Regions from separate parts of the Mus musculus genome. Here regions 1 and 3 are each linked to region 2. A link is a loop called in an ENCODE intact Hi-C map of the cell type or tissue named here. Cell type or tissue: left cerebral cortex. All regions are shown on one strand.

Region 1 (8,000 bases), 230 kb after region 2:
TTTTTTTTCTAACTCCCGATAGCCACATTTTAAGAAGCAAAAAGGAAACAGGTGGAAATTATTTAATAGCAGTTTAATCTAATATTATTATTGTTTTGATGTGCAAATGATGTAGGGTGTCAGGAAAACATTTTCCTCTATTCTTTGTTACCTATTCTAAATCTGCTGTCTTTTACACGCCCAGCACATCATCATTATTACTAGCCACAGTTCAAGCTTTCCGTAGCCACATGTGCCTAGTGGCCACCAGCCGGGCAGCACAGCCCAAGAAATGTTCCAGAATCCTTACAAGTGCTCTCCTGACTGTGACAGGAGAAAAAGGATAAGATTACCTCAGGTTTTCCCCAAAAGAAAAACAGACTTTAGCCAAGTTACCTAAGGAGACAGCCAGGGATGTTCTTATTCCATAAGTAATAGCGGTTCAAATAGCCTTTATCAACTTTCTAAACACAGTGTCCACTGTCCTCAGCAACTGTTGCTTCTCTGACGAGCTGTTTGTTAAAAAACAACAAGACAACCAACCATGCTGATTTGGTGCTGAAATAAAATTACACCCTCACTTTTATGACAAACCCTGAGACTCATGTGAGAGACTTACACCCCTCACTTCTATGACTAATCCCAAGACTCTTAATGTGACACTTAGCCAAAGAGAATTTACCTCAACCCATAGTTCTTCATCCCTGTGGCTGCCCCGTTCTAAAGCAGTAGAACTCAGAGACAGGAAAGGCGCAGGAAACCGCAGGCCGAGCCACATACCCGGTCTGTGTGGCATTGCCGAGAAAGGATCTCTGAGCTTGTGGCCATCCAGCCTCTATGTGGTGAATGGCGAGCAGCTTTCTCTTCAGCTTTGTCCAAGGTTGAGAGAGGAAAAGAGCCCTGAACTCCCTCAGAGTCACTTTCAGAATGGCTTCCTCCTGCGTGGTTAATCCTTCTAAAGGGCTGCTGCCTCCTAAGAACAGCCTTGGGTCTGGCAGGGCCTTCAAGGTCAGTTCTGGTCACACACCCAAGGGATGGATATAGTATGGAGACAGGAGATGATAAGGTATCAGAGGCAATCAGGCAGTGGTGGCTCACACCTTTGAACCCAGCACTCAGGCAGGTGGATCTCAGTGAGTTTGAGGTCAGCCCGGTCTATGAAGCAAGTTCTGGGACAGCTACAGAGACAAATACTGGGTGGAGGCAGGGGCAGAGGTGGGGAGGAGTACCAGAGGCACCTAGCTATTTCAACATTGTGTGTGACATCCTGGCCATGGAAGCAAGTCTCTCTCCAGAGATTTGTTGTTGTTGTTGTTGTTGTTGTTGTTGTTGTTGTTGTTGCTTTAACATTTTCATCTGTGGGTATTCAAGGGTCTAGCCTGTTAAGAATGGCTGTGCCCAGTGGCCATTTTCTTTACAGCCCAGACATTCCTGGGACTACAACACTTCCAGAACCAAAAGAGAACATCAGTCTGCCTAAGATTCTTGGTGTAAGCTTAGTTGGTGCTGAAGTAGATTGCATAAGCATTTAATGGCATTTAGTTGTCCACTGAATGCATATCCTTGGCTGAACACCATGAAAATTACCAAATAAAAACTTTCAAAAATTTTAGGAAAGATCATCATGCAATCTACAAAGAGAAGGTCCAGTCTCTGCAGTGCTGAGGTACTGAGGCCAGGGAGATGATGTCCTGTAGAAGAAAAAAAAAAAAATTAAATGTATGAGTTGCTCTATCTGCATGTACACCTGCAAGCCAGAAGAGGGCATCAGATCCCAGATACAGATGGTTGTGAGTCCCCAGGTAGTTACTAGGAATTGAACTCAGGACCTCTAGAAGAGCAGTCAGTGCTCTTAACCACTGAGCCATTTCACCAGCCCCCATAGCATTCTTAATTTCCCTTCCCTTCCTTGCACACACACACACACACACACACACACACACACACACACACACACACACACTTTCCCTATCTTACACCCCATTTCCTTAAACCCTGTTCCTTGGTCCCCTCCTAATAGGCCACATTCGCACAAGAGCAGGATTTGCGTGACCTGTTTCTGCCATCTTCCCAGGGTCCTTAACATTTAGCAAGCCATGCTTCTTGGAAAGAACGTACGGCAAAGAGGAGCAGAGGCACTGCCCTTCAAAGACTGGGCTGCCTGATTTCCTGAGCAGTATTTCTGTCCATTTTGGGAGAGGACGGAGGAGCAGGGGTGATGGCTGAATTTCACAAGGGAAACGACCAGTACCCTGAAGGACATCCACAGCAGGCAAGATCCCAGATCAAAGCAGGGTGAGCTAAGGAGAAAGTCTATGTGGAAAACTGCCCCTCCCCTGGGCTCGGAACTTACCAATGAGTCCCAGGGAGAGCAGGTGTTGAAGGGAGTCAATAGTCATGAGTTAAAACGTCTTGATTGTGAAGAAGATTGGGATACTTGGCTCCCAACAGCAGGCCTTTCTCAGGAGGGTCAGACAGTGCTAGTTAAAATCTTGTAGATAGGGAACTATTTTATTCCACTGTGAGCTTCGTGGTGGCATGGTGTTATCATCCCATAACTAATGAAGTGAATGTAGATCCCAGATGTGGACTTTAATTAATTTAATCAGTTCCTTGTTCTGTAAGAGCCTGTCTCACTCACTCACTCTCTCCCTGTCCTATGTCCTTCATAATCAAATGGCTTTTTCTTGAACCTCAGTGCCCAGATCCTCTAAACTGGTGGCATTACAGATGCTCACCCTCACTGCAGAGCTGTTTGCTCTTTAGCCACTTGATATGTGTTCATTGATGAGGGGGAAGAGGAAGAAGAGGAAGAGGAGGAGGAGGAAGAAGAGGAAGAGGAGGAGGGGGGAAGGAGGAGGATGTGGGAGTGTGCTTCTTGTAAGACCTCTAAAGAGGCAGACAGGAAAATCTACAGAGAAAGGAGAGACAGTTGAGTGACCCAAAGTCATTGCTGGGTAGAAATTCTCTGGTGTGCGGTTCTTTGGCCAGCAGTGACCTTGGAGAAAATGTGAGGACCGTGTGTGCTAAATAAACCAAAGACTGATCAACATCCAAATGGACACATGTTCTTCTGTGAACTAGCTGAATTGTCTCCTGATGTTCTCACAAACAAAAGTCAAGGTGGATCCCTTGGGCATTTCAATTTTTTCAGGCTGCTGGTTGGCCTCGATAAATCCACAAATCTAAAACAATGGACTGTGGCCTTAGTGACACACATGCCATCTTTAAACTTTCGTGTTTAACCCTCTTTACTTCAAAACTTCAGACAAATCTAGCACTCATATTGAACTCAGAATAGTTTTCTTTGAGAATGTGAAGATTTTAAATAGCCAAAGATTTCTTCATGTAAGAGCTAGCCCATTGTAGTGTATCCTGCTCTTTGAAGTAAATACCAAATTGTCGCCTATTAGGGACAGAGCAGTTGAAGGCCAGTGCATGGGCTTAGCAATCCAAATTTGTGTTGCTGTCTTCCGAACCTGTCTGTAGAATTTTATTGCAAGGGTCAGAGCGCCCTCTGCTGGTCTGATACTTTCAGCAAATTAATTTGCAGTGGGTTTCCAAGTCAACAAATGTGTCTTGCATTTTCATCGGTACCATTCCTTCAATAGTGGAGAATTTGGCCAGCAGTTATCAAATGAAGAGAGAATGTCTTGAACTCTAGAGAGCTGTAGGAGACCTCAAAGCAGGCCTGTTTTAAAACGTTGCTGTGTTCTGTTGCTGTCTGGGATGTGTGTTGTCAGCATTGCTCTGTGTGGCTTTGGCTCAGCTCCGCTTCCTCCCACGAAATCGAGAAGGAAGATCAATAAGAGGACTTCTTCTTCCGTGTGAATGTAAATGGTGTGAAATAAAGCGTTTTGTATGTGTGCAGAATCAGTTTAGTTCCTGCCTTCAGCTTACTAATAGGAAATGATTGTACCATTTTATAATTAGGAAGAAATTTAGAGGTGGAAGAGGGTGGGGAGGGAGTGTTATTTTTATAGTGGGATGTCCGTTATGTTTAGAAAACTTGAGATAAATTTTGTATTTGTGAAGTTACATTCCATCCATTCCAGGGTGGGGGTTCTTTAAAACTCTCCTTAGGTGGAAGGAAGAATTTTCTCATTTGCAGAATATCCGGAATGCATGTGTCGCCTTCCGTGGCATGCACTTCTGTAACCTGCAGACCATAACCAGCAAGTGTCTGTTTAAAAGCAGGAAGTAGAGCAGCATTTTTTTAAAACTCTCTTTGTGTGACACATTATCTGTGATTAAAAAAAAAACTACAAAGATAATGGATCTGTAAGTCTGGAATAATCAGACATGATGTTATAAGTCGGCCTCCAGCATCACCAACCCCATGAGCAAAGAGAAAACCCAGGCCTTTCTTTCTCCACCCTAGTGGGAATTATTAGCTTCTGTTGTCAAAGGGTGATGCCACAGTCAGTATTCCCTTGAGCTTGCCTATGATGTCATTTTGGCTGGTCTGAGGGTGGAGTGAAAGATAGGCCCATCTCACCTGTAATCTGAGATAGGACAGTGAAGGCAACCCTGACCTCACTGCCTGCTGACCCACCAATCACAAGAACTGGCTCTGGCTGGTTTTTGTCTGAGGGAATTTTGGACTTGAAGTTTGGTTCACTTTTCTTGTGCTGAAATATGGTGGTAGTGCGTTCTACAGCCACGCTGTGAAGACATCACTTCCCCTCGGAGTCCCCTGAGTATTTACAAGCCTCAGCAGGGCAGCATAGCTATGTTCTGTTTGCCGTTTGTTGGTTTGCTTCTGTATAGGTCTCTTTCCTTCCTCCCAGCCCCAGATGCCTACCCGACTCTTTTAAAGCACTTTATATCTCTTTAAATACAAAGGAAATTGGAAGGAAAAAAAAAACCCTATGACTTTAAAGGAACCCATCTTCTGTTAGGAAATACAGACTTTATTTTGCTTTGTTGTCTTCTTGGTGTGCTTGGAGAACATCCACAGTTTATGTGGTCCTGGGCGCGTGATGAAATGGTTAAGGATGAGAGCTGGAGACATTCAATCAGACGTGACTATTTTCATTATATTAAAGATTCTAATGTAAATAAATGCAACTGTGTTCTGACCTATGGGTCAAAAGATATAGCAAACTATAAAGATTTCAACACAGGATTGTGACTTTCAGGAAAGTTTTGTTTTGTTTTGTTTTGTTTTTTAATAAAATGGAAACAGATTTTGTGTTGTGCCATCTAGATCCCCTAACTCTGTCACCTCTCCTCGAGTTCCCAAGGTGGCCCTGTGGGTATCAAAACATCAATATTTACTGTTAAATCATATGATGGTAAAAGTCCAAAACAGGATTGCAACTGAGTCATTTCCCTCAATTAGGTCGTGTGGCAGAAGCCAGACCTCCTTAGGGCTCTGAACCTCTAAGTGAATTGATTAAAAAGGTTAACACTGGGCTGCTGAGATGGCCCAGAAATGAAAGGCATTTGCTGTCAGGCCTGGTGACACAAGTTCAAACTGAAGCCGGAAGCCAAGTAGGGAAGGAACCAAATTCAGCAAGTTCTTCTCTTGCCTGCAAACACACCGTGACACACACACAAGCAGGTACCACCTACAAATATACTGTAGTGTAAGAACAGAGAGAGAGAGAGAGAGAGAGAGAGAGATGCACAGGCATATGTATGCACTAAATAAAAGATAAATGAATGCAATAAAAATTTAGAAAATTTAGCATTTTGCACAAGAATGGCAGGCAAGTACGGTGATGATGCTGTTGAAGAGGGTGGGGAGCTGGGCACTGTTCAAAGTTCCATCTCCATCCCCCACAGGTTTGTATTTTTAATCATGGCTGCACTTTGGGTGGGGGGGGTTTCAGGTAGTCTGTGATAGCCACAATACTAACATCTGCTTATTACCTATTTATACGGGGGGGGGGGGGGGGGGACGCACCATACCTGTAGACCAGAGGTCAACCACAGGTGTTTTTTTTTTTTTTAATAGGATTTCTCACTGGTTCAAAAGTAGCCAGGTACAGAAAGAAGGCTGGCCTTTGAGTCCTGAGGAATCCACAAGTTTCCACCTCCCTGGGGCTAGGATTATAATATTGGGTTACCACATCCGACATTTTTTTCTTGTACTCAGAGGACACTTACTTTAAGAACTGAATCCTTTTCACAGTCCTCCATTCCTAAATGATTTTAAACAGCAGAGCCTAGGGATTAGCTAGGGGTTTGCAAAGGAAATGTAAAGGAGGTGGGTAAGGAAGTCAAGGAAGGTGACTACCACCCCTAAGAAGAAGTCAGCAGAGGCCCAGTGTGATGCAGACCCGCCACCTGCCCATCCTCGATGCCTTTTAAAAGCAGGTCAGCCTGATACCCTAAGATACCAGGAGGTGTAGAACCCAGAGATGGCTCTGTCAAAACTCAAAACACTGGGCTGTGGCCTCTGAGAGCAACTGGGTAGCCAACAGTGTTTTCCCAGCTTAGCATCCGCACGGACAGTCCATACTTACCCTGTACGCAGCTAAATAATCGAAGGGATCATTAAGAAGGATGCCTGTGTCATACTGGAAAGCACCTTGAACTTTAAGCCTCCATCAGGCCATTTTTACCATCAGATGTTGCTCTGGCATATAAAGACATGAAGCTATTATGCCCAGAATGTAGGCACCATTCATCTCAACTCCAGCCTTCACATCTTCCCAATGGACCAGGGCCTCCTATGGGCCACACGCTGGCGTATGCTCAAAATTACAGTACAGAGTCCCAAAATCAACAGGGTGGGAATATGGTACCACACAGTCCATATTAGTTGACAAAGGTTTTCAAAAGACTGCCAGAAAATCATAAGCTAACTAACTACTTTATGTATCTGCTTTTCCTGAGGCTGAACGTTGGTAGAATATTTTCTCGGGGGGAGGGGTGGTGTTTTTCAGCCCTGCCCTGGGCAGGGCCACCTGTGTACATGTACCAGCATTCAAACTGAAACTCCCAGCCAGACAGCGTTTCACACATGTGTCTTGCATGTTCCACGGACCACTTGTTCCTCCTACCTGTGATTGGGATTGTCAACTTGACTTCATTAGGAGACACCAAAAGCATTCACGAGGCACACTTTGGGATGTGTCTGTGAGATTGTTTCCAGAGAAGTTTGACCAGAACCTGGGGACACCTTGCAGGGGACTGGCACCACCCCATGGGCTGAGATCCTGACTGAACCAAAGGAAAGAGGGGAAAACAAGTCGAAGCCCAGCACTCCTGCTCTCTGCTTGCTGAACCAAGGAGATGTGAGAGATCCTGGCTGCAGGTCCCACTGCCACACCTTTCTTACCGTGATATACAGTTCCCTTCCAACTGTGAGCCATGGACAGCAAGAGAAATATTGAATTCTCTGCTTCTAGTTGAACAGGCAGGTCAAGGGGTATTACTAGGACAAGCTATGAGTGTCCTTGGGAAAGCACAGAATACCCATGTGTCAGGGAACAGTGGACAGCAACGTGGCTGTGGTGTGCGGCCTGGTTTCCCTGAGGAAGTGGAGCCCTGGTGCTTTCTATTTGAAATGACACACAGTCATCCTCTGGAGAAGGAAAGACTCCACAGTCTCATGTAAGCCAGCCAGGTCTGGGACTGTTGTTCTAAAAAAGACACAAAAATGAATTTAGTTAGTTTCTAAGTCTCAATGTATTTGAAAGCAACATTAGTATTCGGTTTGCAACACTAGTATTGGGTTTTGTTTTGTTTTATGTTGTTGTTATTGTTTTTGGTTGGTTGGTTGGTTGGTTGTTTTGCCTTATTCCAATAATACAAGAGGATTGGCTAGAGAGAAATAGGGTGTGGGAGAGGCTTCCGTGAAGGGGGGATTGTGGAGGATGAGGTGGAAGAAGGGACTGAGTGGGCAGGGGGGAGAAGATCACTAGGGTGGAGGAGAGTCAGGGTGAAGATTGGGAGGGGTAGGGATGGACAGGACTGGGGAAAGTCTGGCAGTGAAGGACTGGAGAGACGGTGGGATAGGGTAGGGATGAGGGTGAGACTGAGTAGGGATGGGGCTGGAGAAAGGGAGA
Region 2 (8,000 bases):
GAAAAAAGGAAAAGGATATATTGTGGTGAAGACATTTCTGTTGGTTTTGGCTCAAGTCCCAAATGAATTGTCCCAAGCTGACTTTCTGTATCGAGTCTCTCAAAACATATCTGTGATGTGAAGTTGTTTGGAAAGTTTCCGGTAAGAGCAAAGAAGCCCAGATGAAACCTCAACAGTTTATCAAGGGCTGTAACAGAAAGAGGTCAATTGATAAGCCAGAGTAGTGAAACAAAATAGCTATTTTAGCGGGTCTACTGTTCTGAAATTTGAGAATTTGATAAAAACACAAAGGAGGAAGACATAGATAGTATTAGTATAGTGTTATGCTCAAAAGAATGCTTCTGGGGCCTTCCATTTGTATCCAATGTGCTTGTATCAGGAATCAGAGAAATTGCTGGACTGTGAGCATTCTTACACTCCCATCTGCAGAATACATGGTCTCAGAGCAGCAAAGCAGCCCACCCTTGGTGGCAAGACACCTAGGAAAGCCATCATTTTCCCTAAGAGAGAAAATGAGGTAGGCCTGATGGCCTGAAAACAAGAACAGAGAATTAGGCAGAGGCAAAGGAAGTGAAGTTATAAATCAGAGTAAAATTAAGAAACTGGGAAATATCAGAGACAAGAGCCTATGGAGCAATTGCATTGTCCTTAAAACCATAGCCCCAGCCGAGTTCTGGAGAGAAAGTCCTTCTCCCAGGTATGCCAGGCTTTTTACCTCAGGGAAGCTACTCTACTTCTTTTAGTTAATGCTGCTGTAAAGCTGGAGTGAGGAACTAAGCACCAAGCAAGGCAGTCTATATATGAGCTTAGAATAGCACCTGTCTTATGGTCCAGTCCTCAGAAACCTCAGCTCCTTGTTAGTATGTAACACTTAATACTTACAAACGCCTACTCTAAGCCAGGCACTGTGGCAGATGCTTGGACCCGAAGTACTAGTAGGAAACCCAGCTGGTTCTTCTGAGATTATCATCACTAAATGTGTGAAATGGAATCAATCTAACTTGAACACTCCTGTTTTTTTTTCTATCTAAACCTAGAATTATTATTCTCACTGTGTTATTCTGATATGTATGTTTTTAGATCTGACAAACCAACATTCAGCATTCATTTGGATTACTACATCTGATAGTAAAATCTTTGATCATATCAAAGTCCTCTGAGCATCCAGAAGAGCACAGCCGCATAAAAGAGAGAGGTGACCATCCCCTGAGAGGGCAACTTAGGATGGTCTGACTTTCAAAGGTTTTGCTTTAGGCAAGTATTATGTTTTCGGTATCCCAACAATGCTCTGTGGTATTGGATGGCTTTTTCCCCTTCCATAGCCTCACTGAATATGTTTTGAAAGATTTCTTTTGTTTTCAGGCAGATCAAGTTATCTAAGAGTTTATTATAATAAAAGATACATGCTAATGAATGATCATCAATGTTGTTAGGTGGGACTGATCGATCAAGATAAATTTTTTTGAAGTAAGACAAAAGAAACCCAGACGTCGAAACTTCTATACATATGACCTCTATTAAATTATTAAGGTATGTACGTAAAGCCATAGTAAATTGTATTTGTAAATGACATAACTCACTTTGTAAAATGTCTAAGGTCAGAGTCTCTTTGAGCATGTTGGATACAATGGTGGTGAGACTCAGTATGGTTGCCAAGGTGGAGAGTGTCTACAGAAAATCCACTTGGCTGGTGCTCAGAGAACCGAGTACCCTCCACTCCTCAGTGTGGCTGCTCTTTGCTTCTGACTCAGACCCAAACCTCCTGAAAATCTGCTACCTCCACCAAGGAGTCCTCCAGAAACTTGGACTGGTAGAGAGTCCTCCTGTTGGGACTCATCACTGTTACTATTTTTAAGAATTTCTTAAAGAGCCCCCTTTACTTTGGTGCTTCATGAAGCCAACCTTAAAAACACAATTTGGCAATCTTATTAGTGTGACAATAACAAAAATTCTTCACATGCTCTGATCTAATCTTCCATAACCTAATAATGTGGCAAGCTGCACCAAACTGCCATCTTGGTGACTCTGGTGACCTAAAACCGAATACATCTAAAGCGGTTGATTCTTAAACCCAAAGTGCCCCTTGCAATCTTGGTCATCTTACAAAATGACAACTCTAGTTTGTAAATAAGTGAATCTGTTGGGTTTTTTTTTCCTTTCCTGTACCCTGCTACTTGAATGACAATTCTGAGACTAATTATTTGCTAATAAATGCCTAGGCCATAAGCCATGACTCACTCCCTAACTAGCTCATAACTTATTTAATCCATTCACACTATTCTGTTTTCCTCATGATTAGTTACCTCTCCTTCAGTCCCAGGCTGCTTCTTCCTTATCTTCTTTCTTAGCATCTCTCTGGAATCTCTCTTTATTCTCTCCCTGTTTTCCAGAATCCTCTCTCTTCCTGCCAATGTCCCACTTTCCACTTCCTGCCTCAGCTCATTGGCCATAAGCCTTTATTTATTGACAGGTGATGCATCTAAGAGATTCTCTACACCAGTTGCTTCCTGACTTCTGTATTTTCCTTACCACCCTCACCAAAGCATCAGAGAACAGTGCCTACCCCACCTCCAGAGCCCCCACGAGCCAGTCACTCCACTCCACCTCCAGAGCCCCCCACGAGCCAGTCACTCCACTCCACCTCCAGAGCCCCCCATGAGCCAGTCACTCCTTAGCATGCTCTGCCATTTCCTCAGCATGCGTTTCTCTTGGCTTTCCCCCCAGATTATTTTTGCAGCTCCTTAAGTGCCCTCCTTGCTTCTATCCTTCCTCCAGTACTGTCAGAATAAAACTTTGATGTTCTCATATAACACCACATTTTTCTGTCCAGACATCTCCCAGGAATCTTCCTCTCACCCAGATTAAACTGCAAGGCCACTTAGAATCTTCCCACCATTAATCCCATCTCATTCTTTCCATCGCTCATCTCTCTCCACCCCTGATGAGCTCACTATGGCTTCTGAACACATCAAACACCAACCTGTCTGATCTATTGTACCTACAACTCCTTCCTATTACCAACAACTGGTCCCCTAATAATCATTCAAGTCCTTCGTCCTTTGAGGATTATATTTAGACATAGGATATATCCAGAATCCATCTTCTGTTTTGTGATGTCCAGACCTAGGATGTGTATATTGTGACAAAAACTGCTGGGCTTCTCAGTGCTTCTCGAGAGGCACAGGAAAGAGAACCAGGTGGAAGATATAATGTAAATCATTAAGCACTACCATATTTGTGTATGTATAAATAAGTAGACATTTTATATTACTGGTTTCTGAAACTACAGAAACCATTAATGAGGAAGTGTAACAACCAACCAGATATCTAATTGTTAAAGAATTCTGCTATTAGAACACGACTCTAGGAAACTGTTCTCCACTGGTTTCTTTTAATCTCTGTCACAACTGGAAAACACAGCTTAAAATGGTAACGAACACACACACACACACACACACACACACACACACACACACATACCACCTACTGACGCTGTGAATCCTCTAAGGCAGGGCTATTAGAGTGGGAATGGAGGCAAAATGTCTCAATCTTAAAGTATGAGGAGAGGTCCATTTTCTAAGAAAACTAACGCCATGCCATGAGCTGGCTTCCAGAGCAGAGGAAAAGAAGTCACTTTTACCCACACCACAGACTGGTCCTTAGACCAGCAGAGTGTGCATCACCAAGGACCCCACCCCTGACTTAATAAATGTGAAATTCTCCTGAATTCATGCTGATCAGTCCTGGTTTAAAACTGGAATTCTGACAGCCACTGTCCTAAATATTCAGGTCTGGGGGGGCGGGGGGGAGGGGCCTCATGACCAATCAGTGCTGGGATAAATACCAGAGAACTCTCTGCACATCTTCCAGCAAACGGAAATGCTGTTCCAGAGAGGTTCCTACACTTTGCTGTATTTAAGACTCCCTCAATTAATTGTTCCCAATTCAAAGGCCTGAAGGTCCTTTTTACCTTTTGCCCGCAACTGTCGAAGCCTGAATTTGAGGCCCAGCAGAGGTCGCTGACGCCCAGGAAGAGAGACAGAGTGAGCGTTGCAAGGGGAGCCCAGGAGCTTTGACATCATACTAAGCTCCTCCTTGCACGCGCACATCACACACACACACACACACACACACACACACACACACACACACACACACACACACACACACACAAATACAGACACACACAAAACGCTGTATCCCTCTCCTCACGCTCTCCCCCATCCCATCTGCCCCGTACCTCCCCCTCCCTCGGCAAGTGAGTGTCCCGGGCGTAGCCACCTAGTCTGGCCAGAAGCGCAGCGCCTACTGCCCATGGGAACCCACGCATAACAGGAGCGACCTCCGCGTCTGCAGCGGGACCGATAGTCCCAGCACCGAGGATCTCCAGCACCCCACCCCCGCCCCGCTCGGCCGCGACAAGCAGAGCCGCCACCCCTTCCAAACCCGAGGACCCCGCCACCTCTATGAGAGAAGGCGACACGGGGCAAAGGAACAGGACGCCTGGCAGCCGGACTCCCCCGCAAGTGCGCGGCGCCCGCTCCGCGACCGCGCCGCGATCACCCGGGAAGCCCGATGCCAGCGCCGCGCTTCGGCTGAGAGGGGACAGGGCGGGTTTCTCCCGCTCGTCCCGGATCCGGTCTCCGCAGCGTCTGCGCGTCCCAGCCGGAGCTCCGCCGGCCAGGGAGTGAGTCGCAGCGACAGGAGAACCAGAGTGGCTGCCCGGGGTTGGCCGGGGCAGGGAAAGGAGGGACGGAGCGGGGGGAGGGCGCAGGGGGCGGGGAGGGGACCCCGGAGGAGAGAGATGACAATGTCTCTCATCCAAGCGTGCCGCAGTCTGGCTCTCTCAACATGGCTGCTTTCCTTTTGTTTCGTGCATCTGCTCTGCCTGGACTTCACCGTGGCGGAGAAGGAGGAATGGTACACCGCCTTCGTGAACATCACCTATTTGGAGCCCGAGCCCGGGGCCGCGGTGGCGGGCAGCGGTGGCGGCGCGGAGCTGCACACGGAGAAGAGCGAGTGCGGGCGATACGGGGAGCACTCGCCCAAGCAGGACGCGCGCGGCGAGGTGGTCATGGCCAGCTCGGCCCAAGACCGCCTGGCTTGCGACCCCAACACCAAGTTCGCCGCGCCGGCCCACGGCAAGCACTGGATAGCCCTCATCCCCAAGGGCAACTGCACGTACAGGGATAAGATCCGGAACGCGTTCCTGCAGAACGCCTCCGCTGTGGTCATCTTTAACGTGGGCTCCAACACAAACGAGACCATCACCATGCCCCACGCAGGTGAGCAACCCGGGGGGTGCCTGGCGGACGTGGGGGAGGGGAGCCCGAGAAGCGTCTAGGGAGATCTAGCACCGCCTCCGGGGCACCTCTGGCTGAGAAGTCCGTGCAGCACCAGAGACCAGTCTCTTATGTATGAACCTATTAAGTTTTGTTGTGCGTCGCTTGGGGGACAGGTTACAAGCATGAGAGGTTTCAGTATGTTGGGGGAGTATCGGAGAGTCTGGTTCGGGAGAGGGTTCAAGCTGTGGAGTGTCTTCTCCCAGGAGAATTTGGAAAGTGAGATTTGGGAAACAGGGCTGAGATATTGTTCTTGTTAGTGACCCGTTTCAGCACCTGTTTGGAACCGGAAGTTCTAATAACTTGTCTCTGCGCTTCGTTGTGTGTATCAGATATACATACCTGGTGCAAGTGTTTGTGTATCAAGAGGCAGGTCAACTTACCTGTCTGCAGCTGACCATCGGCAAACTGCTCTCCCAAGTCAGGTTTCAGCCCTTCTCAGGAGCCCTTCCCCTTGCTGGGACCATAAGTAAATAATATTCAAAGCTCTGCCAGGTTGTCATCTAGAGAGATGGACTGACGGGGAGCATGGGTGAAACATTGCAATGCCCAACAAGCCAAGAATAGCCACAACGTTAGAATTACTTTCTACTGCTGTGTTGTCTTCTGCCTGCATCTGGTTTCGAGATGCACTCAAGAAAGACCTTTGTCAGTGACCACAGGGGCCAGACTAAAAATAAGCATGATTGCCCCAATTCAACACAGTCTATAAACAGTGTTTTCGTGAGAGAAGTAACAGAAGCAACAAGACTATGTTATTCATATTTATTAGCACAGGCCACTGGTTATAGGAAACTGCCTTCTTTGAGCGCAAGCTCATGCAGAGGCACCTGAGAGGTGGGTCCTTTTTTCCCTCACAGCATTTCCTGCAAGCAGGATGTGGGAGAAATGACTGGAGTGTCGTTCTGGGCAGAGTCATCCAATCAGAACAATTGTTGCAATTAAAGCCCAAGCTTCTAATAAGCAAAGAACTGGGATGGAACATGCAGATTGGCTGTACGTGCAGACATATTTTCTATAGAGACAGATCTCTCTTTCAAGAGTTCATAGCATCTATTCGTGAAATATACAATTAGTTTGCCCAGAGTAACCAACACCAGCTGTTGTAGTCAAGGGCATTTGTTAACTTTCTGGAAAACAGGTTGGGAGGCAAAATGAAAAATGAGCCAGAAAACAGCATGGTTTTCATGAGGAGAAACCGTTACCTTCTTAGAAAACTTCTGACCCTGCACGTTAGAGACATTTGCTGTATTTCCTTGAGCACAATCACTCTCCCAGGGAGAGACCTGCACTCTGACCTTGAGTCATAGGGCCCCTGCTTAAACTTGATCTCCAAGGATATTTGCACTATGGAAGAGTATCCAAGTCATGTAAGGCATCTTTCAATTAACATTTAATATGGAAAATATAGATTCAGGGAGTGGGAAGCAGGGCATGCAGGAGTTATTCTGGGATCTGTAAACACCAAGGTTCCATAGTGAAATTTAAGGGTTCCATAAATGTTTTTCTGTGTGTGAGCGTGGAATCTTAAGCTGAGCTTCTCTGTGCACAGCACAATAGTTATCGTTTGTCCCTGTCTAAGAAACCGCTTTCAGAACAGCAGACACACTGGATCAATTAATGGCTCACCAGTCTTGAAGAAAACTATAATTTGATTTTCTACACAAAGGATGCTTAAGGCATACTAAGAAGGAAAGGGTTGGTGATAGTCTAAAAGTTAATGTAATATTTCTCCATGCCAAAATAAAATAAAAGTTGTGTCTGCTGTTATTTTTGATCTCCCTGTTATGCCTTGGACACATTCCCACATTAGTCAGAGGGGGAGACTTCTACAGGACTGTGATTCGTGTGACCAAGGTGAGCATATGAGTTTCACTGTCAATCAATGTCCTACACTTTCTTCTAGGGCCTGAAGGCTCAACTTTCTCCTCATTAAATATGAGTCAGACCTGGGAATTCACTTAGGAAACCATATACAGGCTAGATGTTGATGGAATATGGTTATTTAGTGAGCTCAGATTGCAGGGCACCAGGGGACATGGTTGTGGCCTTTTTAATCCAGTCCCTGAGTTTAGAGGAAAATCAAAAGCTAATATTTGCCATACTTCTCCATCAATGCCCTGATTTGAGGAGACAACAGCTTGGGGGAGAGAAGGCTTGGGTTTAGAATTTTGGAGCCTACATATAGTGTTTATCATCTGCTGTGATAGAGCCCTAATTACCAGACAGAAACAAATTCAACTAAATAAATTATTTCTTCCATCCTTCTCTCTTCTTTCTCTCTCTCTCTCTCTCTCTCTCTCTCTCTCTCTCTCTCTCTCTCTCTCTCTCTCTCTCTCCCCTCTCTTCTACCACTCCCTCTCTCTCCCCTCTCTCCCATCCCTTTTCTTTTTCCTTTCTTTTTTCTTCTTTTTTTTTGTTTTGTTTTGTTTTGTTTTGTTTTGTTTAGAGACAGGGTTTCTCTGTGTAGCCCTGGCTGTCCTGGAACTCACTCTGTAGACCAGGCTGGCCTCAAACTCAGAAATCTGCCTGCCTCTGCCTCCTGAGTGCTGGGATTAAAGGCATACGCCACCACTGCCCAGCTTCCCACCCCTTTTCTGTTCCCCCTCTCTCTTCCCCCTCCCTATCGCCCTTTCTCTTCATCCCTCTCTCTCCTGT
Region 3 (8,000 bases), 400 kb after region 2:
GGGTCATTCGACCCCTACAAAGGTCATGACCCACAGGTTGGAACCCTAAGGCTGGCCAGGACCTTTACAGATGAGAGCCCCAGCTTTCTCATCAGAAAGATGCATAGCATCTTGTCCACAGGAGGCAGTCCTTCTAAGACCTGTAGATAAGGCCTTTCCCATCAACCCTGCAACACCTGGGCATTCAGTTTCAACAGGAGTTTGGAGACGGACAGAAATCCTGTCCCCTCTTTACATTGGTTGTCTGAGGCAGGTGACTACCTGAAGATAAAAGCTTTGGTCTCAGAGAAGGCTGCTGAGTGTATATTGGGATTTCTCATGAGCCTTAACTTGTGTTGTAAATGGTGTAACAAGCTCTGGCCTTCTGACACCTGATCTAGAAGCGTGTCAGATTCAGCACTTGGTGAACAGAGGCGCAGTCCCAGGAAATCGTCACAAATAATTCATTGCCTGTTCTTACACTAAGCAATGAGAACACCTGGAGTAGACAGTTGCGGATATAACAATTATTTATTTATTTTTAATTTATTTTTCGTTTTACTGAGAAAAAGTCTTGTTTTATATCTTGGCCTGTCCTTGAAGTGTTCCAGTTTTCCCACTATAGATCACTGCGCAGTTCATAGCCAATTAAAAATCTTTACTCCAGCCATCAGGAACCACACCCAGGTATTCAGGGAGCCAGATGTGACCCCAAGTGTCCAGAACGTTGGGATTTTAAAGGCAAAAACCACATCCTGATTTTTGGCAGTTTCAGCAGAAGCAGCTAAGATAAGCAGCTAGCTGCAGGGGGGTCTGTACAAAACAGGCTAAGACAAGCTAGAAAAGTTACCTGGGGCATCTTGATCTTAGGATCTTGAATAGAGCTGGGTAATTTTCCACGGGATTCTCCATCAAGGGGTCATAGCTCTGGTCAAGCCTACAGTGGCCTTAGCAAGAATTCAAAATGGAGGAGCTTTTGCGCTGCCTTTCCTTGTACGGAAGTGAAGTCAATCCTATATGTCAGCCTCTTGAGGCCTTAGAAGTCCTGTGCTGCTACATTTGTCCCCCCTCATGGCTACTGTGGGGTTGGGGGTGTCTTTCGAGTACATGTGTGTTTGTGTATGTGGGAACTGTAGAGCAATCTCATGTCCTTCCTCAGGAGCCAGCTGCCTTTGTTTTTGAGACAGGCTCTCCCCCTGACCTGGAACTTGCTCAGTAGCTAGATTGGCTGGGCGGAGCCCAAAGCCTGTCATCAGAAACACCTACAATATTAGTAAAAGGGCACGGGTGGATGTGCCTGAGGGCATTCCAGAGACAGGTGGCCCATGAGGGCTTGGGGCTAATGAATGGATGGTTTTACAGTGTGATGGAGTGACTGGGGGTGGTAGGGGGTAAGAGGCAGAGCCTCATAGGAGGAAATAGATCAGTGGGGCATCTCCCAGGGAGCTCTGTCCCTGCCCTCAATTTCCACCCTTTCCTGTCCTCTGATCACCATGATGTGAGCTGCCATATTCCACTGTGTCCTTACCCCATAACGCATCCTCTGAAACCATAGGCCAAAATTAACCACTCCTCCCGTAAGCCTTCTCTGATGGGTGTCATCGTGGTCACAGGCGTGGACAAAGGCCATCCATACACATGCAGACCACTAGGGCGGAGTAGCCCACAGTCATAGGGTTCCTGCATGGCTGCCCCACCTGGATGAAGGAAGATGCTTTCTAGTCCTGATACTCTCAAATCAGCCCAAACTGCTGCTGCATTCCAGACTAGGAGTCAGGAGCTCCTGGGGCAGAAGGACCCTAAGACAACTCTAAGGGCCCCTTAGAGCTGGCAGTTTGTTGGGTCCTGAGGTTCAGTACCTGTTTACTCTATGGCCTCTTATTTCCTAAACTTTGGGTCTTAAACAATACATTAGAAAGCACAAATGTTGTGCCTTCTGTACAATGGCTTTTTTCATCAATTGTTCCCTGCCTTTTGTGAGACAGGTTCTTCTTTACTAAACACAGAGCCGCACAATTTGGCTGCCATTCCAGAAAGCCCCATAAATCCCAGTCTCCCATCTTCCCAGTAATGGTATTATTGGTTTTTGGGTGGCAGGGATTTGGTATGGCTTCTGGGGATTAGAACTCGGGTCCCCAACCCTGACTGGCAAGCCCTTTGCTGGTGGTCACTGTAGAGCAGTCTCTCCCTGAGCTGCTGTTCAGATCAGAAGATGTCCCCACCCTGGGAACTTTTCTCTCCTAACTGACTTAACTGACTTAGCTAGAAGGAAACGATAACTTGGCAGACTTAGTGGGAGTGAATCTTCTCGTCATTAGGGAGTGGCAATTCCTACCAACTCCTGAATTGGGCTGTTTAGGAGAAATAAATATTAAGATTTGGTTTCTTGTCTGAGTTAGGAAGACATCAGGCAGTGCTAGGTGTTAGAGTTTGGAGAGATAGCCAGCTCACACAATGCCCGTGTGGATAAAGGAGCATGGAGATCGGCAAGTGTTCCTCCCTACCTCCTCCTCTCTGAGCCTTAGAGCTCCCCATGCCCGTAAGTGATTAACCACAAGCCTCAGATCCAAGCTTTCTTCTTGAGGGGCTTTCACTCGAAGAAGACACGTGTGACTTTGAAATTTAGTTCTGTCACTGGGTATAGGACAATCTCTACATTATTGATTTACAGTCCCTAAATGGCTTTCTCATCACTGTCACAGAGTCGTTCGTCCTGTACCGCAGGTGTTTCCACCAGTCTGTGCATGTGACCCTGCGTGCTTGAGCACATTTTTTTCAGAAACACCAAAATTCCTCCTTTCTAGAAATTTGGAACTATCCGGGCCGATTTGATTGAGCAGATGCGATTCAAGCAGAGGCTGAAAGTGATCCAGACCCTGGAGGACACCACCAAACGCAATGTGGTAAGCCCCGTGAAGGGCAGCGGGGAGGGATGGGCGGTGGGACGGGGGCGGGGCAGGGGCGGGGAATACCTCACTTTGCCCCTCCCAGCTCACCCTCCTGCTGCCGCCCCCCCCACCCCCCCAACCCCCGCTCCAGCTTGGCAGAATTTGAGAAAGAACCTAGAGGCTTTCTTGGTGTGCCATGTTTTGAGTCTGCGCGCTCCCTTACAGGTACGGACCATTGTGACGGAGACGTCCTTCACCATCGATGAGCTGGAAGAACTGTACGCTCTTTTCAAGGTGAGTTTCAAAGTAAATTCAGAGGGATGAAAAGAACTTAATATGATGAAAAGAAGCCGTAATCGCTCAGTGAGTCCTTGATCTTTCTGTTCGGTGATTTGGGGCTTCCCTGGGTCGCCAATATACATGAGAAGGAAGACAGAGCCGGGAGAACAAAGCTGTCCTGCTAAGTAGGAAGAGTAAATTGGCTCTCAGCATTAATTTAAGTGGACATTTTAGCTCTCTTCCTCACCATCTGGTACAGTTAGTTTTCTTGGACCTTAGGACATGGGATCTTGAGTTCTAAAACTCCATAGACCAGTGGTGATCAAAGTTCAAATTCTGCCTGAAATTTCTATACCTACTAAGCTCCTAATCACCCTTTAAAAAATGTATAGCTAGAAGCAGCAGCATGGTATGTAGGAGACGTGGTTAGAGTTCACTGTTTCCCAAGTCCCCTGGCGGTGGTGGCCAGTTCTGTTAGTGCTGTGGTGATGCAGAACATCACGGAAAAGGAGGAGAAAATCTTCACAGCATGGCAGCCAAGGAACAGAAAAACACTAAGAGAGGTCCAAGACAAGAGAGAGTCCTCTAGAATATGACCCACTTCCTCCAACCAGGCTCCACATCCAGAAGTTTCCGTCATGCCCCGATAAAGCCAGCAAATGATTAATCCACTCATGAAGGAAGACCAGGCAATTGTGACTCAGTCACATCTCAGTGATGGGATCCATCCTTCAGGGACCAAGTTAACAGCATATAGCATTGTTGTGGGGATGGCTCATAGCCAAACCCTAACAAAAACTGTCTACACGCCTAGCGAAGGGCATCATGAGCTTAAATTCCTGTGGTTTCCATTTGTTCGTTGAGCCACTATTGGTATTGATCCTTAATAAGGATCAATAAGGATCCTTAATAAGAAAAATATAACCTAATAAGTTTTAAATGTGATTCTTCTACAGAAGTTTTTTGTCTTCTCTGGTCAATGTCACGGGTTGGAGTGTGGCAGTTAACACAGTACTTGGGAGTTGGAGGCAGGAACATCAGTTCAAGGGTGATGCCAGCCTGGATTGAGTGACACCATGACTCAGAAACAAAAGCCACCAGCAGATCTCAGTGTGGTTCTTTTGAGCAGGTGAAAAGATGATCTAGGAACAAACATAGAAGAAAGCATGGACATCCTGTAGACAGCTCTTACAGGAACTGAGCATAGACCTGAAGGGTCTCCCTAATGCGCCCTCCTACATCTTCACCACTAGAGGGCGCCAGTGTCATTTTTCCTCTCTCCCCTGGTAGGGAGGCCAGATGTGTATTGACTCGATACACAAGTCAAGCTCCTGCACTCTTCTGATGAAACACTGATTTCTATCCACCGCATCAGGAAACCACTGCTGAGCCTAGCTCTTCGTTCTCACCATGGTATCTTCTAGACTTACAGTTTCACAAGCTAGGTGCTCCTGTGTATAGTAGGAGGCCCACACACAGGCAGATTGGACACTGTGCCTAGGGTAACAGCAGTGGTCTGGGGCTGTATGAGTGACAGTAACCACTTTGCAACATTTTTCAGGCTGAGCATCTGACCAGCTGCTACTGGGGTGGGAGCAGCAATGCCCTGGACCGACACGACCCCAGCCTGCCTTACCTGGAGCAGTACCGCATCGACTTTGAGCAGTTCAAGGGCATGTTCGTGCTGCTCTTTCCCTGGGCGTGTGGCACACACTCCGATGTGCTGGCCTCCCGCCTGTTCCAGCTGTTAGATGAGAATGGAGACTCCTTGATTAACTTCCGAGAGTTCGTCTCTGGGCTGAGTAAGGATGCGATATTCTTGTATGAGCTGGGTGGGGACAATGGGGGTGTCACCTGGGGTTCCCCTCGATAGCACTCAGGGTCCCCACACTGAGTCTAGAGGAAGGAAGAATGCATACAAGGTTTGCATGCTAGTTGTAAGATTGTGTCTGGTTAATAGCTGTATTAATGGGTAATCTACAGCCCACTTGACACATGAGACAGATGGGGTTTTTTTTTGTGGGTTGTTTAGTTAGTTAGTTTGTTTGTTTGTTTGTTTTGAGATAGGGTTTCTCTGTGTAGCCCTGGCTGTCCTGGAACTCACTTTGTAGACCAGGCTGGCCTCGAACTCAGAAATCCACCTGCCTCTGTCTCCCGAGTGCTGGGATTAAAGGCGTGCGCCACCACGCCCGACCATGAGACAGATGTTGATATGAGTTCAGAACATGTTATCAGGGCGCTTGTAAGAAGATTCATCTGGTGAAGGTGCCTGCTTCCAAGTCTGATCTGAGTTCCCGTACCTTCCTGGTGGAGAGGGAGGGCCAACTCTCACAGAGTGTTCTCTGACCTCCTTCACACAGGACTGTGGCAAATACACACACACACACACACACACACACACACACACACACACACACACACACACACACATGCACACACACACCATAGACATAAATAACTAATATGTAGGCTTTTTAAAAAAAATACATGAATAGAGAATGCATATGGCAGTAAAATGCTAACATATCCTGTCAACCCTGACAGGTTTCCCAGGGAAAAAGGAATAGCTAGATGGTGGATTGGATTGTTTTACAAAACAATATAAAAATTAAGAGATACCCTATATAGAATAATCACATATAGGTAAGCCTTTGTAATATATGGTTTCATAATATTTCTAAGTAACATCAAATCTATTTTAATTAAAGACTGGAAAACCATAGCATAAATGGAAGTCTTTGCTGTCTGTTTCCTGGCTAAAGGACTGTCTATAAGTGGGATATGTGCACACTCTCACAAGGACTGCGTCTGGCTAGGACACGCACACATATGCGCACACATGCACACCAGACACCTGACCAGCAGGGTACAGGATGCTGGCTATCTACCAGCTTTGCTCACTTCTCTGCTGTGATTGGACCTTTATTCCATTTATAATGGGATGGAGAAACTGTTGCGTGGTAAGAGAGCTTGGCCCACTCGATGTGAAGTCAGAAGTGTAGCAAGCCTTGTGCCTGGACGTCAGGATGAATTTTTCTGAGGGAATTGTGCCTGTCTGTTATCTTGTGCATCCATCCCTTTTCTCATCCCTGTAACAAGATGACCTACAACTTAAGCAGCTTAAGCTGGAAGTGTTTCTTTTGGCTCACAGTTTGAGGGCACAGTCCATTTCAGCGGGGAAGCATCAGCAGCGTGCATATGAAGTGTCTGCCTGGTCACTGGATGCAGTCAAGAGCAGGGACATCAGTGCTGGAGCTCTCAGGCTCAGCTCCGTTCAGTCTGGGACCCCAAGCCATGTTATGGTAGCGCTCATATCTAGGATGTGCCTTCCCACCACAGTGAACGTAGTCTAGAATCTGCCTAGGTGATTCTAGGTCTGATTACACTGGCAGTCATCAGTAGTAGCCAGTTGTGCTTGCATCCTATGCTTGAAGTGATATATCCAGGCAATGATGCAAGACTAGGTTTAGAGTCAGTGATGGCTCCAGACAGCACTCTTTCTCTATAGGTAAAATGTCTAGAAGGTCAGAGGAAGCCGGAAGTGTGTTGCTTGGAAAAAGTCTTCTTAGGTTAATTCTGTCCTCACAGTTATGTGAAGCCTTGTGCACATACTTAGGGTAGGCTTGTCTGGAGGAGTTTGAAGTATGCATACACAATGCAAACAGCCCTTCGGACTAATGATGGCACTGAACAATTGTACAGTATTTTTCATGTCAGGCTCTAATGCAGTGGTTTCTATGTATGTATTTATTTGCCCTAAGGCACAAGTTACAAACTTCAGGTTTGAATTCTGACAGCCCGTAGGCATAGTTTGTGCTGTAACTGTCACACTGAGTGAGAAAAATTATCACTGGTCTCAGTCCATTTTAGCTATTCTAACAAAATGCTTTTTAGTCCGAATAATTTTTACACAAAAGAAATAAATTTCCCATAGTTCTAGAGCATGACTGGCCCAAGATCAAGAGAACATCACATTCCATTTCTGTGGTGAACAGTTCTCTCCATGTACTGATGCATGGTGGAAGAGCAAGCAGCCACCCGTGAGTTCCTTCAGTAAGGACTCCAATTTCCATGGCAGCACTGTCCTGACCTACTCAAAAGCCAATGGCACCATCATACTGGAAGTTAACATTCAGAGCAGGCCTTATGAGGTGACAGCAACATTTCAGGTCACAGGTTATCTGCCTACCCACTGATGGCCTGCTTAGGGTTTTACTGCTGTGAACAGACACCATGACCAAGGCAACTCCTATAAGGACAGCATTTAATTGGGGCTGGCTTGCAGGTTCAGAGGTTCAGTCCATTATCATCAAGGCAGGAACATGGCAGGGTCCAGGCAGACATAGTTCAGGAGATGCTGAGAGTTCTACATCTTCACCTGAAGGCTGCTAGAAGACTGGCTTCCATGTGGTTAGGAGGAGGGTCTCATTGCCCACCCCTACAGTGACATACTTCCTCCAACAAGGCCACACCTCCTAATAGTGCCACTTCCTGAGTGAAGCATATTCAAACCATCACACAGAAGGGACAGAAGCTCAGCAGCTTGCTGAGACTCCACTTCTTAGGCAGCAATAAGTACCTGCTGTCAGAGCCAGCTGAGAGAGCTGCATGTGGTTCACATCGGTCAGACCCAGGGTGTAAATGAGATTATCCAGCCAAAAGCTTCCCCTTTTTTCCCCATGCAGAAGACATTTCTTCTAGAACAGTCCCAAGAGGCATTGGTTCAATGTTAGCATAGATGCAGGCTATAGATAAGAACCCACGGGGATAATCATATCGTCCCTTTCCACCAGGATTCCAAGGCCTCTCTTCCCTCTTCCTGAACTGGCTCATCTTCAGTTAGAGACTTTAGTA

The links. Peaks named below come from ENCODE experiments on the same cell type or tissue, not always from the same donor. Only the 100,000 strongest peaks of a DNase experiment are listed, where the experiment ranks them.
Region 1: a loop joins it to region 2, with 8 times the contacts of the local background. A loop is called at or near these places in 41 of 42 quality-filtered maps.
Region 3: it touches region 2 in a loop (4-fold over the local background); 2 of 42 quality-filtered maps call a loop at or near these places.

What each region holds. Positions count from the first base shown.
Region 1 is chr8:83,086,083-83,094,082 of GRCm38, forward strand. Rnf150 (ring finger protein 150) reads left to right here. Exons shown (of 7, transcript NM_177378.4): 7 at 1-5,189. Among named protein-coding and RNA genes, the nearest start is that of Tbc1d9, 75 kb to the right of the region's middle. In left cerebral cortex, CTCF peaks have their summits at 1,726 (motif pointing right) and 3,504 (motif pointing left); DNase peaks (open chromatin) are centred at 765, 1,734, 3,497 and 7,482.
Region 2 is chr8:82,859,206-82,867,205 of GRCm38, forward strand. It overlaps Rnf150 (ring finger protein 150), which reads left to right and starts at 4,151. Exons shown (of 7, transcript NM_177378.4): 1 at 4,151-5,285. The coding sequence starts at 4,805. In left cerebral cortex, CTCF peaks have their summits at 3,997 (motif pointing right) and 4,635; DNase peaks (open chromatin) are centred at 4,048, 4,286, 4,610, 4,869 and 3 more places; H3K4me3 peaks cover 2,918 bases; H3K27ac peaks cover 1,728 bases.
Region 3 is chr8:83,256,212-83,264,211 of GRCm38, forward strand. Tbc1d9 (TBC1 domain family, member 9) reads left to right here. Exons shown (of 21, transcript NM_001111304.1): 14 at 2,784-2,882; 15 at 3,093-3,161; 16 at 4,708-4,948. Among named protein-coding and RNA genes, the nearest start is that of Ucp1, 30 kb to the right of the region's middle. In left cerebral cortex, a CTCF peak has its summit at 4,391 (motif pointing right); a DNase peak (open chromatin) is centred at 4,407.